Regions from separate parts of the Homo sapiens genome. Here region 2 is linked to region 1. A link is an interaction called in ENCODE POLR2A ChIA-PET data of the cell type or tissue named here. Cell type or tissue: MCF 10A. All regions are shown on one strand.

The links. ChIA-PET counts read pairs that join two places held together with the same protein. Peaks named below come from ENCODE experiments on the same cell type or tissue, not always from the same donor. Only the 100,000 strongest peaks of a DNase experiment are listed, where the experiment ranks them.
Region 2: POLR2A ChIA-PET joins it to region 1 with 5 read pairs; 2 of 35 experiments call an interaction of 5 or more read pairs at or near these places.

What each region holds. Positions count from the first base shown.
Region 1 is chr19:12,480,106-12,488,105 of GRCh38, forward strand. It overlaps ZNF709 (zinc finger protein 709), which reads right to left and starts at 4,711. Exons shown (of 4, transcript NM_152601.4): 1 at 4,550-4,711. The coding sequence starts at 4,552. In MCF 10A, no CTCF peak of the experiment used is centred here; a DNase peak (open chromatin) is centred at 4,786.
Region 2 is chr19:12,246,234-12,254,233 of GRCh38, forward strand. It overlaps a transcript of ZNF44 not described here. Among named protein-coding and RNA genes, the nearest start is that of ZNF44, 45 kb to the right of the region's middle. In MCF 10A, no CTCF peak of the experiment used is centred here; no DNase peak of the experiment used is centred here.

The DNA of each region.
Region 1 (8,000 bases):
GATTGTGCCACTGTACTCTAACTAGGACAACAGAGCGAGACCCTGTTTTTTAAAAAAAAAACAAACAAAAACTTAATACTTTAAGCACTGACAATTACAAAAGTGAAAAACTTTCAAATCTCTTTCTAACTATAATGACAAGGTGCATTATTATGTGTCCTACCATCTCACACTGGGAGGTGCTATTGGGAAGGAGTAGCATATTATAATGCATTAGCATTTTATCTTAAGTATGTTAGGATTTTCAAATATATATATAAGCTTTGAGTAGTTATTCTACCAAATAAAGAAGTTCAGGCCAGGTGCAGTGGCTCACGCCTGTAATCCCAGCACTTTGGGAGGCCGAGGCGGGTGGATCATGAGGTCAGGAGATCAAGACCATCCTCGCTAACACGGTGAAACCCCGTCTCTACTAAAAATACAAAAAATTATCCGGGCGTGGTGGCGAGCGCCTGTAGTCCCAGCTCCTCAGGAGGCTGAGGCAGGAGAATGGCGTGAACCTGGGAGGCAGAGCTTGCGGTGAGCCGAGATCGCGCCACTGCACTCTAGCCTGGGCGACAGAGCAAGACTCCGTCTCAAAAAAAAAAAAAAAAGTTCAATTGCATTTTCCTTTCAGTTCCAGTGGAAATTCATTTGCAATAGGAATCATATGGACTTTGAGGTTTTTTCGTTTTTGTTTTTGTTTCTTGAGACAGGGTTTTAATCTGTCGCCCAGGCTGAATGAAGCACACTGACTCAATTTTGGCTCACTGCCACCTCTGCCTCCCAGGCTCAAGGGATCCTCCCATCTCAGCCTCCTGAGTAGCTGGGACTACACCCAGCTAAAATTACCACACTTGGCTAATTTTTTTTTTTTTTTGTAGAGACAGGGTTTCGCCATGTTGCCCACGCTAGTCTCAAACTCCTGGGCTCAAGCAATCCACCTGCCTCAGCCTCCCAAAGTGCTGGGATTACAGGCATGAGCCACGATGCCTGGCCTCTTTTAAATTTCCAAGTACTCTATGACATGCACATACAAAAACCGATCTAAAAATGAAAAATGTACCTGAGAATGTAAATACATTCATCTCTTATCTTGAGGTTCTCTTGCCTAAAAGAAACAAATATTCTGTTTGGTTCCAGAGTTTTCTTTTTTTTTGTTTTGAGATGGAGTCCTGCTCTGTTGCCCAGGCTGGATTGCAGTGCACAATCTCGGTTCACTGCAACCTCCCCTGCAACCCGGGGTTCAAGCAATTCTCCTGCCTCAGCCTCCCGAGTAGCTGGGATTACAGCCACCCACCAAAAATTACATGTCTGGTTAATTTTTATATTTTTAGTAGCGACAGGGTTTCACCAAGTTGGCCAGGCTGGTCTCGAACTTCTGACCTCAAGTGATCCTTCTGCCTCAGCCTCCCAAAGCGCTGAAATTACAGGCGTGAGCCACCACACCCGGCCTGGTTTCAGAATTTTCTTGCCTTAGTTGCATCATACCTTTCAATCGACTTACATTTTCAAACCCAAGAAACAAAATTTAACACACTCACATATGGAATAACATTAAAAAGTGTTAACAGAAACTAGAATTCAGCTGCTGTAATAGTCAGCAAATAAAGGAATCCAAAGGGAAAAAAAAACACCAGCCTGGACACAGTGAGGATCTACAAAAAATTTACAAATTCAGGTGTGACAGTGCACACCTGTAGTCCTAGGTACTTGGGAAGCTGAGGTGGGAGGATCATTTGAGCCAAGAAAGGTGTTCGAGGTTACAGTTAGCTATGATCACACCACTGCACTCTAGTCTGGGTGACAGAGTGAGACACTGACTTAAAAAAAAAAAAAAGGGAAGGAAGGAAGGGGAAAGAAAGAAAGGAGGAAGGAAAGGAAGAAGGAAAGGAAAGGAAGAAGGAAAGGAAAGGAAGAAGGAAAGGAAAGGGAAAGGAAAGCCAAGCCACATCTGTAATCCCAGCACTTTGAGAGGCCAAGGTGGGAGGACTGTTTGAGGCCAGCAGTTTGAGACCAGCCTGGCCAACAAAGTGAGAACCCACCTCTAAAATACACACACACACACACAAACACACACACACACACACACACACACACGCTCCCTCTCCCTCTCCCTCTCTCTCTCCCTCTCCCTCTCAAGTCAGCTCAGACTAGCAGACTGCTTCTCCACAATTCAGAAGGAAAACCCACACTCAGAAAGCTAAACACATACACAAGCTTGGGGCCCACATTCTTGCTGTTGGGCAACAACCTTTAGAGTGAGACAGTCCCTGGTGACAGAGGGCAGGGGCACCTGAGGAGCCAAAGGAATGAACTCAGCGAGCTCCACACATTCCCTCACCCCTGGTGACAGGGAAATCGCCCCTTCAATTGTTGTAAGTGAGGAAACTCTCAACTGGACTGAGATTAAGGTTCTGACCCAAATGAACTCCCCAGTTCATTCATCCTGTGTCCAGGAGACAGATCTCCTGGCCTTTACAGACTTTCTCACTATAGAAAAATTACACTGAGTGCACCTACACAACAGATGCAAAACTCAAACCTAATGTCTAAAAATAGGCCCAAGGAAACCACAATTATGCCCTCAGGAAGGGCATCACTGGATTCAGCCAATCCCCCAACGTGCATTCAGATCCCCAGCTTTCCAGTGCTCAGCAGCTTCTCTCAGTACAAAGGGCTCCTTCCACAGTAGGTATGAGCAGGTAGGACACCTGCAGGGGAGGCTCCCTAGGAAGAAACAACTGGGCCTTCGATTACATCCCTTGGGAGACCCAAGGGTTGGTCTTAGAGCTTGGAGTCACTGACCTGAGTCCTCTTTGCTCTCCAGTCAAGTGACCTGGACCACTACTGATATTTACATGAGACAAACCCTGTGTTTGAAGAAATCAAAGGGGAGGCTGAGGCAGGTGGATAACCTGAGCCCAGAATGGAATTCCATTTGAAATCACCGAAAAGGAAAGAACAGACCTGAGGAACTTGCTATACATTCTCAGAAGAAAAAAAGAGAAACAAAAATTTTTAATAAATGCAATATCATACTGGGATATTTCATTATTATTATTTTCTGTTTTTGAGACAAGGTGTGAGACCTTGCTCAGCCTGGAGTGCAGTGGCATGATCAAGGCTCAAAGCAGCCTCAACTTCCCAGGCTCAAGCAATCCTCCCGCCTCGGCCTCCCAAGTAGCTGGGACTACAAGTGCAGGCCATTACGCCCAGCTAATTTTTTTTTTTTTTTTTTTTTTTTCTAGTAGAGATGAGGTCTCTCTATGTCACCTAGGCTGGTCTTGAACTCCTGAGCTCAAGCGATCCTCCTGACTCAGCCTCCCAAAGTGCTGAGATTACAGGCGTGAGCCAACGCTCCTAGCTTGATATTTTATTATTTTCTGAAACCCATCTCTTTCTTGCCTCTTTGGAAATATTTTACATCCACTCTAAAGGTTTATTTTATTTTATTTTTTTATTTTTTTGAGACAGAGTCTCACTCTGTCGCCGAGGCTGTAGTGCAGTGGCGCAATCTCATCTCAACTGCAACCTCTGCCTCCCGGGTTCAAGTGATTCTCCTGCCTCAGCCTCCTGAGTAGCCGTGATTACAGATGTGCACCACCACGCCCGGCTAATTTTTTATATTTTTAGTAGAGACGGGGTTTCGCCATGTTGGCTGGGCTGTAGGTCTCCTAATTACGTATATTTTACATTTTTTGAGAATCAATTAAGTGAGTAAATCTTTTCAAGGTGATAAGCCCAGGGAGGGGAAGTGCTGCGCTGGAAAGGACAGATCTCCCAGAAAAGTTTCCAAAAAGGAGACTCAACCCAAAGGAGTTCCCATAGGATGTCAGGTCCCAGGAGAGATACTGGCAAGAGAGGCACAAGCATTTTACACGAGGTAGCTTCAAGTCCTTCTCCTCTGTTTTCCTCTCATATAAATACCCCAAAGCATACGTTAAATCTTTTTAAAAGAACCATCCATTCCTCTGTACAAAAAGGATAATTAAAATACTGCGTCTGGTTGAAATAACGACGTTGTGAACTGGAGAGAAGACATTGGCATTTGAAAGAGATCTAGAAATTTAGGGATTTAATCCCAGCTCTGGGAAGAGCCAGGCTGGAGGACACGGTCGTGGGTTTGAGATCTGGCTTCCCATACACTTGGAAACCTTGAGAAACGAGTCCTCCCTTGGGAAGAAAAGAGGGACTGAGGACCCCACACAACACTGCTCCTCCCACGCACGAACCCCACGACCGAGACGGGATTCCCTCCATGACCCTCCCGTGCCCCAGCACAATCTGGGGAGACGCGAGGCTGCGGGCTCGGAGCTGCCCAGAGAGGGCTCCGGGACTGGGGCCGCAGTCGCCGCGCAGGGACTTGACAAGACGTCCGGGGTCCCGGCTGCCGGCCCAGCCCCATCCTGCGGCCAAAGAGACCGAGGGCCGAGCTGCGCCAGGAGGACTCGGGTCCACAGACCCGGGAGACAACGGCGGGGAGGCCTGGGTCCCACCACAGCCAGATCCGGCCGGTTTCAACCCGCCCCTCTCTCCCATCTCAAGACCCCCAGCCCCGCACACTTACCATTTCCCAGACTCTGGGATGTCCTGGTGTTCTGTTTACCTCTCCCGCGGCCAGCACAGGTCCTACCTCCACCTGAGGCCCTTCCTCCACCTGAGGGCCTTCTGGGGTGAGGAGACCCCAGAGCGGAGCGCAGCGGCTGGTAGCCACGCCCTCGCCGTTTGCGCAGCGCCCCTCCGCCCGCCTTCCCGGCGGCGCCCCTGATTGGACATTGCACTCTTGGACCCGCCTTCGTTGCCTGAGTGACAGCTAGTAGGGAAGTCGCGTCTCTAAGCAACCTGCATTCGTCCGGGGTCAGGAATCTGTTCCCCTGCCACGGATATTTGCGTCTAAGCAGAATTTGTTAACGTACCCGGGGTCGGGCACTGGTGTCTTCCTGCAGCTCCTTCTGAGCGCGGAGACACAAGCGTGCACAGCGCAGGAAATTCCAGGCTCAGTTTCCAGAAAAAGGCTCTTTGTCCACAGCGAAAAAGGACGCCCGGGCCATGCCAGACTAGAACGGAAGGGTCAGACGCTCCCAGACTTAGCATAAGGCTGCGAGGCCATTCATGGATTTCTGACTCTTGTTTACAAATACAGACACTTAGAGTGACAGAGTGACCTCATCATACCTAACAAAGAGTGACTACGTTTTAATCTTTGACAACTGACAGGGTTTAGGCCGTCACCCATCCCTTCCCTCCCCCCACACTTTGCTCTAGTGGGAAGTTTGGACCCCACAGCCCTAGTCTGAGAGAAGGAGTTCCTTTTTTTTTTTTTTTCGGTAGAGATGGCGGTGGTGGGGTGGTCTCACTATGTTGCACAGGCTAGTCTCGAACTCCTGGGCTCAGGTGATGCTCCTTGGCTTCCCAAAGTGTTGGGATTACAGGCATGAACCACCGTGCCCAGTGAGGAATTATTCAGTTAAACCCAAAGCCATGAGATGTGTTCAGTAAAACTGAACACTGGAAGGATATTTATTTCGGACCAGTTTTTGACTATGTCCCTAGAGAACTTTTGTGGATCCTTTATGTTTGTTTGGTTTGTGGTTTTTGTTTTTGAGACAGGGCCCTTCTTTGTCCCTCAGGCTGGAATGCAGTGGTGCAATCAGAGCCCCCTGCAGCCTCGACCTTCTGGGCTCAAGCAATCCTCCCACCTCAGCCACCTGAGTAGCTGGAACCTCAGGCACGTGCCACCATGCTTGACTAATTTCTTTCTTTCTTTTTATTTTTATTTTGTAGAAACAGCATCTCACTATCTCACCCAGGCTGATCTTGAACTCCTGGGCTCAAGTGATCTGCTGGCCTCAGCCTCCCAAAGTGTTAGGATTACAGGCATGAGCCACTGCACCCAGCCCCTAGAGAATTTTGAAATGTAAATGGCTATGATATCGATAAGGCAATTAATTCCATTTTCACTGAGATTATTTAAAAAACCACAAAAGATTATGTAAATTTGGCATGTACTAGGAAACTCAATATACTTAAGATATTGGATCAAACCTACTAATGGGCAGGGCATGATGGCTCACACCTGTAGTTCCAGCACTTTAGGAAACTTAGGTGGGAGGGCTGCTTGAGCCCAGGAGTTTGAGATCAGCCTGGGCAACATAGTGAGGCCCCCCCCTCCCCCATCTCTAAGAAAATTTTTTAAAAATTAGCAGGGCATGGTGGTGCACACCTGTAGTCCCAGCTACTGGGGAGGCTGAGGCCCGAGGATTGTTTGAACCCAGGAGGTCAAGGCTACAGTCAACTGTGATCCTGCATTCCAGCCTGGGTGACAGAGTGAGACCCTGTCAGAAGGAAGGAAGGAAGGAAGGGAGGGAGGGAAGGAAGGAAGGAGGGAAGGAGGGAAGGAGGGAAGGAGGGAAGGAGGGAAGGAGGGAAGGAAGGAAAGAAGGAAGGAAGGAAGGAAAAAAAAAGGAAACCCCTGTAGCCTTTGGCTGTCACTGTCCTATCTTCCCATCTTCCTCCTCCAAGCCTCTGTCCTAAGCAACCATTAATTTACTTTCAGTTGCTATATAGCTTTCCCATTGTAGACTTGGAATGGAATCATATACTATGTGTTCTTTGTGAGATTAACTTCATTCACTTAGCATAACTGTTTCAAGGGACATTTACATTGAAGTTTGTATCAATACTTCATTTGTTGTTTACAGTAAAACAATATTTCATTGTACCAATATAGCCCATTTTGTTTATCCATTCATCCATTAATAGGCATTTGGTTTGTATCCACCTTTTAGTTGTTATTAATAAGGTTGCTATAAACATCCATGTACAAGTTTTTCTGTAGACATAGGATTTCATTTGTCTTGGGAATACACTTAGGAATGGAATCGATGGGTTACATGGTAATTCTATCTTTAATCTTTGAAGAGCTGCCAGACTCTTCTCCTCTCCTTTGGGAAATTCTATTACACACATATTGGTCAACTAAATAGTGTCCTGCATATTTCTCAGGCTCTGTTCATTTTTCTGTTTTCTGTTTTTGTTTTTTTAAGATGTAATCTTGTTATGTTACCCAGGCTGGACTGCTTCAGCCTCCCAAGTAAGTGGGACTACAGGTGTGCACTAGCATGCCCAGCTTAAAGAAATAATTTCTATTTTGATATGACACCTGCAGATCCCCCTCCCTCCCCCAAAAAATCTTTTTTTTTTTTTTTTTTTTTTTGAGACGGAGTTTCACTCTTGTTGCCTAGGCTGGAGTGCAGTGGCACAGTCTCGGCTCACTGCAACCTCTGCCTCCCAGGTACAAGTGATTCTCCTGGCTCAGCTTCCCGAGTAGCTGGGATTACAGGCACCTGCCACCATGCCCAGCTAATTTTTTTGTATTCTTTATAGAGACAGGGTTTCACCATGTTGGCCAGGCTGGACTTGAACTCCTGACCTCAGGTGATCCGCCCACCTCGGCCTCCCAAAGTGCTGGGATTACAGGCCTGGGCCACCACGCCTGGCCCGAAAAATCTTATTCTCCAGTTATCTCCTGAAAAACAGTAGGCCTACAGTCTACACTATATCTTGATTAAATTCCTAGATCTCTTCCCAATTGATTTTCACTTCTTTTTTGAAACAGACTCTCACCCTGTCACCCAGGCTGGACTGCAGTGGCGAAATCTCAGCTCACTGCAAACTCCACCTCCTGAGTTCAAGCGATTCTCCTGCCTCAGCCTCCTGAGTAGCTGGGGACTACAGGTGTCCGTCACCACTCCAGCTAATTTTTGTATTTTTAGTAGAGACCGGGTTTCACCATGTTGGCCAGGCTGGTCTCGAACTCCTGATCATAGGTTCACGCCATTCTCCTGCCTCAGCCTCCCGAGTAGCTGGGACTACAGGCGCCTGTCACCACACCCGGCTAATTTTTTTTGTATTTTTAGCAGAGCTGGGGTTTCACTGTGTTAGCCAGGATGGTCTCGATCTCCTGACCTTGTGATCCGCCCCCCCTTGGCCTCCCAAAGTGCTGGGATTACAGGCGT
Region 2 (8,000 bases), 230 kb before region 1:
ACACCTCCAACCTAGATTGTGTTGTCCTATCACAGATCTTACTTCTTAATTCAAAGTCTATCATCCATATCTTGGCCAGAAAGAAAAAGAGCAAAATATGGAAATAATGTATATAAGACTATATTGTATAACCTTGGCCCACTATTCATTAGCAAGGGAAATAAAATAAGGCTCTTCTAACCAAAAAGAAGAAAGGTTTTCTCCTGAGGAAGGTGGAATATATATATAATGGATAAGGGAAAGCCAATACCTGCCACAGGATGCCAGTAGAAAACTCCCAGTACCAAACTGTCATTTTTCAATGGCCCAGAACTATTAAAACATTTTATTAACTGACTTAAGGAATTTTATTTAAAAATTTTATTAACTGACTTAAGGAAAAAACACTACCAATTATACTTCTGCACTATTTCTTAAAGAGTATTTACAGAATAATCTCACCTCAATGTTCATTTATGAAAATAAGTAGGAACCCAGAGTGCAGAGATCCACTTTAAGAATGTGGCACTAAGCCAGGCAACGCAGCACACATCTGTAGTCCCAGCTGCTCAGGAAGCTGAGGTGGGAGGATCTCATGAGCCTAGAAGTCCGCGGCCAGCCTGGGCAACATGGCAAGACCCATCTCAAAAAAAAAAATAAAACAAAAAAACTGGCCCAGTGTGGTGGCTCATACCTATAATCCCAGCACTTTGCTGGGCTGAGGTGGGAGGATTACTTGAGGTCAGGGGAGTTGGCGACCAGCCTGGGCAAGATAATGTTGCCTGTCTCTACAAATATATACGTATATATATACATATATAAAAATATTTTAAAATAAAAATATATTAAAAACTAGGAAGAATCAAAAAGGGATGTGGCACTGATAAATACATTTATAATATTTTTTCATGGCATGAATTTTCTAGAGCATTCTACCTGAATTAAGTTATATCAGGCTTTCCTGTATTACTTACATTCATGCAACTACCCTCCAGTATGAACTTTCATATCAACTTTGAAAATCGTTAAAATTGAAAAACTTTCGATATTTACATTTATAGTTTCTATTCAGCGTGCACTTTCTTCACATGGTATTGTAAGGATGCACGCCAAATGAAGGCGTTGCCACAATCCTTACATTTATAAGGTTTCTCTCCAGTGTGCATTCTCATGTGCACTCGAAAGCCTGTAAGGAAACTGAAGGGTTTTCCACATTCTTTACATTCATAGGGTTTCTCTCCAGTATGAATTCGTTCATGTATATGAATATAACTGGAACTACTGAAGGCTTTACCACACTGTTTACATTCATAAGGTTTCTCTCCAGTGTGGGTTCTTTCATGTATCTGGAAACCTGCAAGAGTAATGTATGTTTTCCCACATTTTTTACATTCATACTGTTTCTTTGCAGTGTGCATCCTTTCATGTCTTCGGGCAGAACTGCAACAATAAAAGGCTTTCCCACATTCCTTACATTTGTAGGGTTTCTCTCCAGTATGAGTCCTTTCATGTCTTTGAGCTGAGTAGTAGTATCTAAATGCTTTTCCACATTTTTTACACTCAAAGGGTTTATCTCCAGTGTGAGTACTTTCATGTGCTTGAAAACCTAAAGGAGACAAGTAAGTTTTCCCACACAGTTTACATTCATAGTGTTTCTGTGCAGTGTGATTCCTCTCATGTTTTTGAGCAGTACAGTGGTAACTGAAGGCTTTCCCACATTCCTTGCATTTGTAGGGTTTCTCTCCAGTATGAGTCTTTTCATGTCTTTGAGCAGAGTTGTGATATACGAACACTTTCCCACATTTTTTACATTCATAGGGTTTTTCTCCAGTGTGAGTTCTTTCATGTGCTTGAAAACCTACAGAAGATATGTAGGTTTTTCCACATTGTTTACATTCATAGCGTTTCTGTACAGTGTGATTCCTTTCATGTGCTCGAGCAGAATGGCGGTAAATGAAGGGTTTCCCACATTCCTTACATTTGTAGGGTTTCTCTCCAGTATGAGCCTTTTCATGTTTTTGAGCAGATTGGTGGTATCGGAATGCTTTTCCACATTCTTTACACTTAAAGGGTTTATCTCCAGTGTGAGTCCTTCCATGTATTTGGAAAGAACGTTGACAACTGAAGGCTTTCCCACAGGCCTTACATTTGTAGACTATCCCTGCACTGTGTGTTCTTTTATGTTTTTTAAAAGACTGCAGATAACTGAAGGGTTTCCCACATTTCTTACATTTATATGGCTTCTCTCCATATTCCTGACACTTATACAGTTTGTGTCTGGTGTAAGATCTAATGTGCCTGTTAAGGGATGAATGATGGCTCAAGACTTTTCCACATACACTGCTTTCCCAAAGCTTTCCTCCAGAAGGAGTTTTCTTGTTCAGACTGAGATTTGCAATCTGGCTGAAACCTTCTCCGCCATGACTACCTTCTTTACTTTCACAGAGTCTCTCTACCATATGATTTCTGTAAAAAATGAGTAGCACATTAATAGTTCATTTTTTAAAGATTTTCTCTTTATTAACTGATACTAGAATAACTATTTTTTCCACTTTCAGGGAAAGTACAGATTTTTTTGTCCTGTCTAAATTGCTTGTGAGGTGAATGTACTGAATGCTATGGCCCTGCAAGAGGGCTCAAACATAACTGTTATGAAAACAGTGATTTTCATATATGGGTTTCTCTTTTTTTTTTTTTTTGAGACGGAGTCTCACTCTGTCACCCAGGCTACACTCTGTCGCCCAGGCTGGAGTGCAGTGGTGCGATCTTGGCTCACTGCAACCTCTGCCACCCGGGTTCAACTGATTCTCCTGCCTCAGCCTCCTGAGTAGCAGGGATTACAGGCACCTGCCATTGCGCCCGGCTACTTTTTCACTATGTTGCCGAGGCTGGTCTTGAACTCCTGACCTCACAATCCACCCACCTCGGCTTCCCAAAGTGCTGGGATTATAGGCGGGAGCCACCGCGCCTGGACCATGAACATCTATGCCATATTTAAGAAAGCACTTTGGGGCCAGGCGTGGTGGCTCACACCTGTAATCCCAGCACTTTGGGAGGCCGAGGCGGGCGGATCACAAGGTCAGGAGATCGAGACCATCCTGGCTAAACACAGTGAAACCCCGTCTCTACTAAAAATACAAAAAATTAGCCGGGCGTGGTGGTGGGCGCCTGTAGTCCCAGCTACTCGGGAGGCTGAGGCAGGAGAATGGTGTGAACCCAAGAGGCAGAGCTTGCAGTGAGCCGAGATCACGCCACTGCACTCCAGCTTGGGCGACAGAGCAAGACTCCGTCTCAGAAAAAAAAAAAAAAAAAAGAAAAGAAAGCACTTTGGGTTATTTTTATTTATTTATTTTTCCCGAGATGGAGCTTCACTCTTGTTGCCCAGGCTACAGTGCAATGGCACAATCTCGGCTTACTGCAGCCTCCGCCTCCCGGGTTAAAGCGATTCTCCTGCCTCAGCCTCCGAAGTAGCTGGGATTACAGGCATGTGCCACCATGCCCGGCTAATTTTGTATTTTTAGTAGAGATGGGGTTTCTCCATGTTGGTCAGGCTGGTCTTGAACTCCCGACCTCAGGTGATCCGGCTGCCTCAGCTTCCCAAAGTGCTGGGATTACAGGCATGAGCCACTGCGCTAGCTGGGTTAATATTTTCTAAGAACAGATACATTTGAGGCTCAGCTTGTTTTGTTTCTTTAATTATCAAATTTAATGACATACTAAGATTTTTCTCCTAGAATACTGCTTTCTTTTCTGAGTGTGACTCACCTGAGATTTCTCCCCTGGTTTTTGTACTGCTCTTCAATGTTCCATTCTTTTTGTTTTGTTCCTGAAATGCAGACCCAGAAAAAATTATCATAAATTATTAGAAATTACAGAAAAATTATTAGATTCTAGGTCCATATGTGACCATGCCTGATTTACAAAAGAATTTTGCCTTTTCACATTCCACATCTTGGAATAGCATTGATATCCAAGAAAAAGGTATTCTCTAATTCATTCAACAACATGATGGAATGATTTCATTTTTACCTATAGTGGCCAGGTTCCTGAAGGTTTCCCACATCACGTCTCTGTAGAGTTTTTTCTGTGAAGGATCCAGCAAAGTCCATTCCTCCTGGGTGAAGTTCACAGCCACATCTTCAAAGGTCACTGAGTCCTAAAACATTCCAAATGTGTGTAAAGGAGAATGGGTGAGACTGACAGCACTGGACATCTATACTCGAGTCATAAGATGTTCACGATGATTCTGTGATCTCCAGAGATTTATTCTATGAATTTGTTGTCAGAACTCTAACTCTTTGGCCACACTCCCTCAGTAGTTTATGAACACACGAAAATTATTTCTACACTTTCACTGTGATCACAATCATATTGCTTTCCAATGGCAGGATCCAGAGCACTCTGGAAAAGTGAGAGAAATGCTGTACAAAAAAATTCCATTTTAAGACCATCAATTCTTTGTGAGAAAAACTCATCTTCTTCTTATACATCACATCACTCAACATTCCATGAGACACAGGGTCAAACATGGATAATACGTGGATGAATAAAAGCACACTGAAGAACTAGAAGCTTTTTCTACTATTCCCATCACTAAGCATGAGAACAAGAGGCACGTGGAAATCAAACTTGTAACAATATTTACCTGACCATATTGTCCTGAGGTACTCTAGGATATTCGAGGTAGTCAGATCCAGCCAATTCAATCAAAATATTTCTTTTGGAGAAGTTGGCTGGGCACAATGGCTCACACGTGTAATCCTAGCACTTTGGGAGGCCGAGGCGGGCAGATTATCTGAGCTCAAGAGTTCGAGACCAGCCTGGGCAACATGGTGAAACCCTGTCTTGGTGGCTCACACCTGTAATCCCAGCACTTTGGGAGACCGAGGAGGGTGGATCACCTGAGGTCGGGGGTTCCAGACCAGCCTGGCTAAAATGGTGAAACCCCATCTCTACTAAAAATACAAAATTAGCTGGGTGTGGTGGTGCATGCCTATAATTCCAGCTACTTAGGAGGCTGAGGCAGGAGAATCACTTGAATCTGGGAGGTGGAGGGTACAGTGAGCCAAGATCGCACATTGCACTCCAGCCTGGGCAACGGAGCGAGACTCTGTCTCAAAAAAAAAAAAAAATTAGCTGGGTGTAGTGGTGCGCATCTCTAATCCCAGCTACTCAGGGGGCTGAGGCACGAGAATAGCTTGAGCCTGGGAGGCAGAGGTTGCAGTGAGCTGAGATAGCACCACTTCTCTCCACCCCAGAGAAGTGTTCATTTTCACTATTTGTGTTAATATTTATCAGAGACTTATTTCTTTCTGTCCCATTTCATGGAGCTATTAAGTTACTGGGAAGTTAGAGCTCAGGCATGAGGAATAAAGCATGACAACTTTAGATAAAATCTCTACACTTCTGAGCCTCAGGGATACTTCCTACCAATTTTTAGCAAATATTTGCCATCCTGAGATGGTAAAATGCCAAAAGAGCTCTTTCCAGCAGAACCATTCCAGTTAACCTTGGGACTTGCTGACCTTGAGGAACAGGTTAAGATTTGCAGTTTACAGGCCAGGCGCGTTGGCTCACGCCTGTAATCCCAGCACTTTGGGGGGCCGAGGCAGGCAGATCACCTGAGGTCGGGAGTTTGAGACCAGCCTGACCAACATGGAGAAACCCTGTCTCTACTAATAATACAAAATTAGCTGGGTGTGGTAGCACATGCCTGTAATCCCAGCTACTAGGGAGGCTGAGGCAGGATAATTGCTTGAACCTGGGAGACAGAGGTTGCCGTGAGCCTAGATCGCACCATTGCACTCCAGCCTGGGCAATAAGAGTGAAACTCCATCTCAAAAAAAAAAAAAAACAGATTTGCAATTTACAATAAAGTGCATTAAAGTCCACAATGATATGATGAATTTTCACATGATTATAAAATGTATAAAAGGTTCTCAGCAGAGGTTTCCTCCAAAAGAACATAAAATGCCCTTTCTCCAATTTAAGAAGGAAGTGATTCCCCAGCCACTCTAGAGAAGAGGGATAAGAGTTGAATTGAACTTCTTTTCAGAAACCATACGAGAAAGTAGAGTGAAATATTTAAAGTTCTGAAAGAAAAAATCTGTATCAAGCAAAATTATCCTTCAAATGAGTCCGTAGTACTTTCTGAGACAAAAATTGAGGGAATCTGTCACCAGTACACCTGCTTTGCAAGAAATGTTAAATTCACCAGAAAGAAAGTAAATAACAAAGAAAGGTACTGCAATAGAAAAGGCATAAGTGGAAGCAAAATATAATCATTTTCTCATCCTTGATTAATGTGACAGATAACAGGTTGTTCAAAGTAATAATAGCTACAACATATAAGTACAGTTTATGGATAAGTGAAATGAGTAACAGCATTGTTATGAGGGAGGAATTGGGAATACTCTATTATGAGTTACTTGGGCAACCAGTGAAGTGGCCTAAGATTGCTAGAAAGAGGGCTTGGGATAGCTGTATACTGAAAACTCAAGGGCAACCATTAAAATAGTGTAAAAAAAAAAAGTATAATCAATATGTTAAGAGAGGGAAAAAATGAAATCAGGTAAGGTAAAGAGTCAAACACTGAAGTCACAAAGAAAATTAAAAAGTATGTAATCTACAAGTAAACTACCTAATTATATGTTGCCTACAAGAAACTTTTTTTTTTTTTTTTTTTTTTTTTGAGAGACAGAGTCTCACTCTGTCTCCCAGGCTAGAATGCACTGGCACAATCTTGGCTCACTGCAACCTCCGCCTCCAGGGTTTAAGCGATTCTCCTGCCTCAGCTTCCCAAGTAGCTGGGACTATGGGCGTGTGCCACCACACCCAGCTAATTTTTTATTTTTTAGTAGAGACAGGGTTTTGGTTTACGTTGGCCAGCTAGTCTCGAACTCCTGACCTTAGGTGATGTGCCCGCCTCAGCCGCCCGAAGTGCTGGGATTACAGGCGTAAGCCACTGCACCTGGCTTTTTTTTTTTTTTTTTTTTGAGACAGAATTGTGCTCTGTTGCCCAGGCTGGAGTGCAGAGGTGTGGTCTCAGCTCACTGCAACCTTCGACTCTTGGGTTCAAGTGATTCTCCTGTCTCAGCCTCCTGAGTAGCTGGGATTACAGGCACATGCCACCACACCTGGCTAATTTTTGTATTTTTAGTAGAGAGAGGGTTTTGTCATGTTGGCCAGGCTGGTCTCAAACTCCTGACTTCAGGTGATCCACCTGCCTTGGCCTCCCAAAGTGCTGGTATTACAGGCGTGAGCCACTGTACCCGCCCAAGGAGTTGATTCTCTAAGAAGACGTAGAGAATCTATGTATAATCTTTAGCGTACATGTGCATAACAAAAGAACTGCAAAATGCACAAGGCAAAATGTGATAGGACTACAAGGAGAGATACATGAATCCATGACTATGGTTGAGATTTCAACACCCTCCTACCAGTAATTAAGAGATCCAGTAGGCAGAAAAAAAAACAGGAAGGACAGGCCGAGTACAGTGGCTCACGCCTATAATCCCAGCACTTTGGGGATGCTGAGGTAGGGGGATCGCTTGAAGCCAGGAGTTTGAGACCAGCATGGCCAACTAGCAAAACCCATCTCTACTTAAAATACAAAAATTAGCCAGGCGTGGTGGCAGGTGCCTGTAATCCCAGCTACTCGGGAGGCTGATGCAGGAGAATCGCTTGAACCCGGGAGGCAGGGGTTACAGTGGGCCCAGATCGCACCACTGCACTCCAGCCTGGGTGACACAGCGAGACTCTGTCTCGAAAAAGGAAAAAATAAGAAGGACACAGGTGAACTGAATAGCACCAAACAATAGATTCCACTGAAATACATGGAATCCTTCATCCAACTACAGCAGTATACACATACTTCTCAAGTTCACATGGAACAGTCACCAAGATAAGATAGACTACATTGTGGGACATAAAACAAACCTAATCCAGAAGATCACAGCAGATTAAAAAAAAAAAACACTTTAACAAACTTGAAAGAAAAATTATATAAAATATGCTTGCAG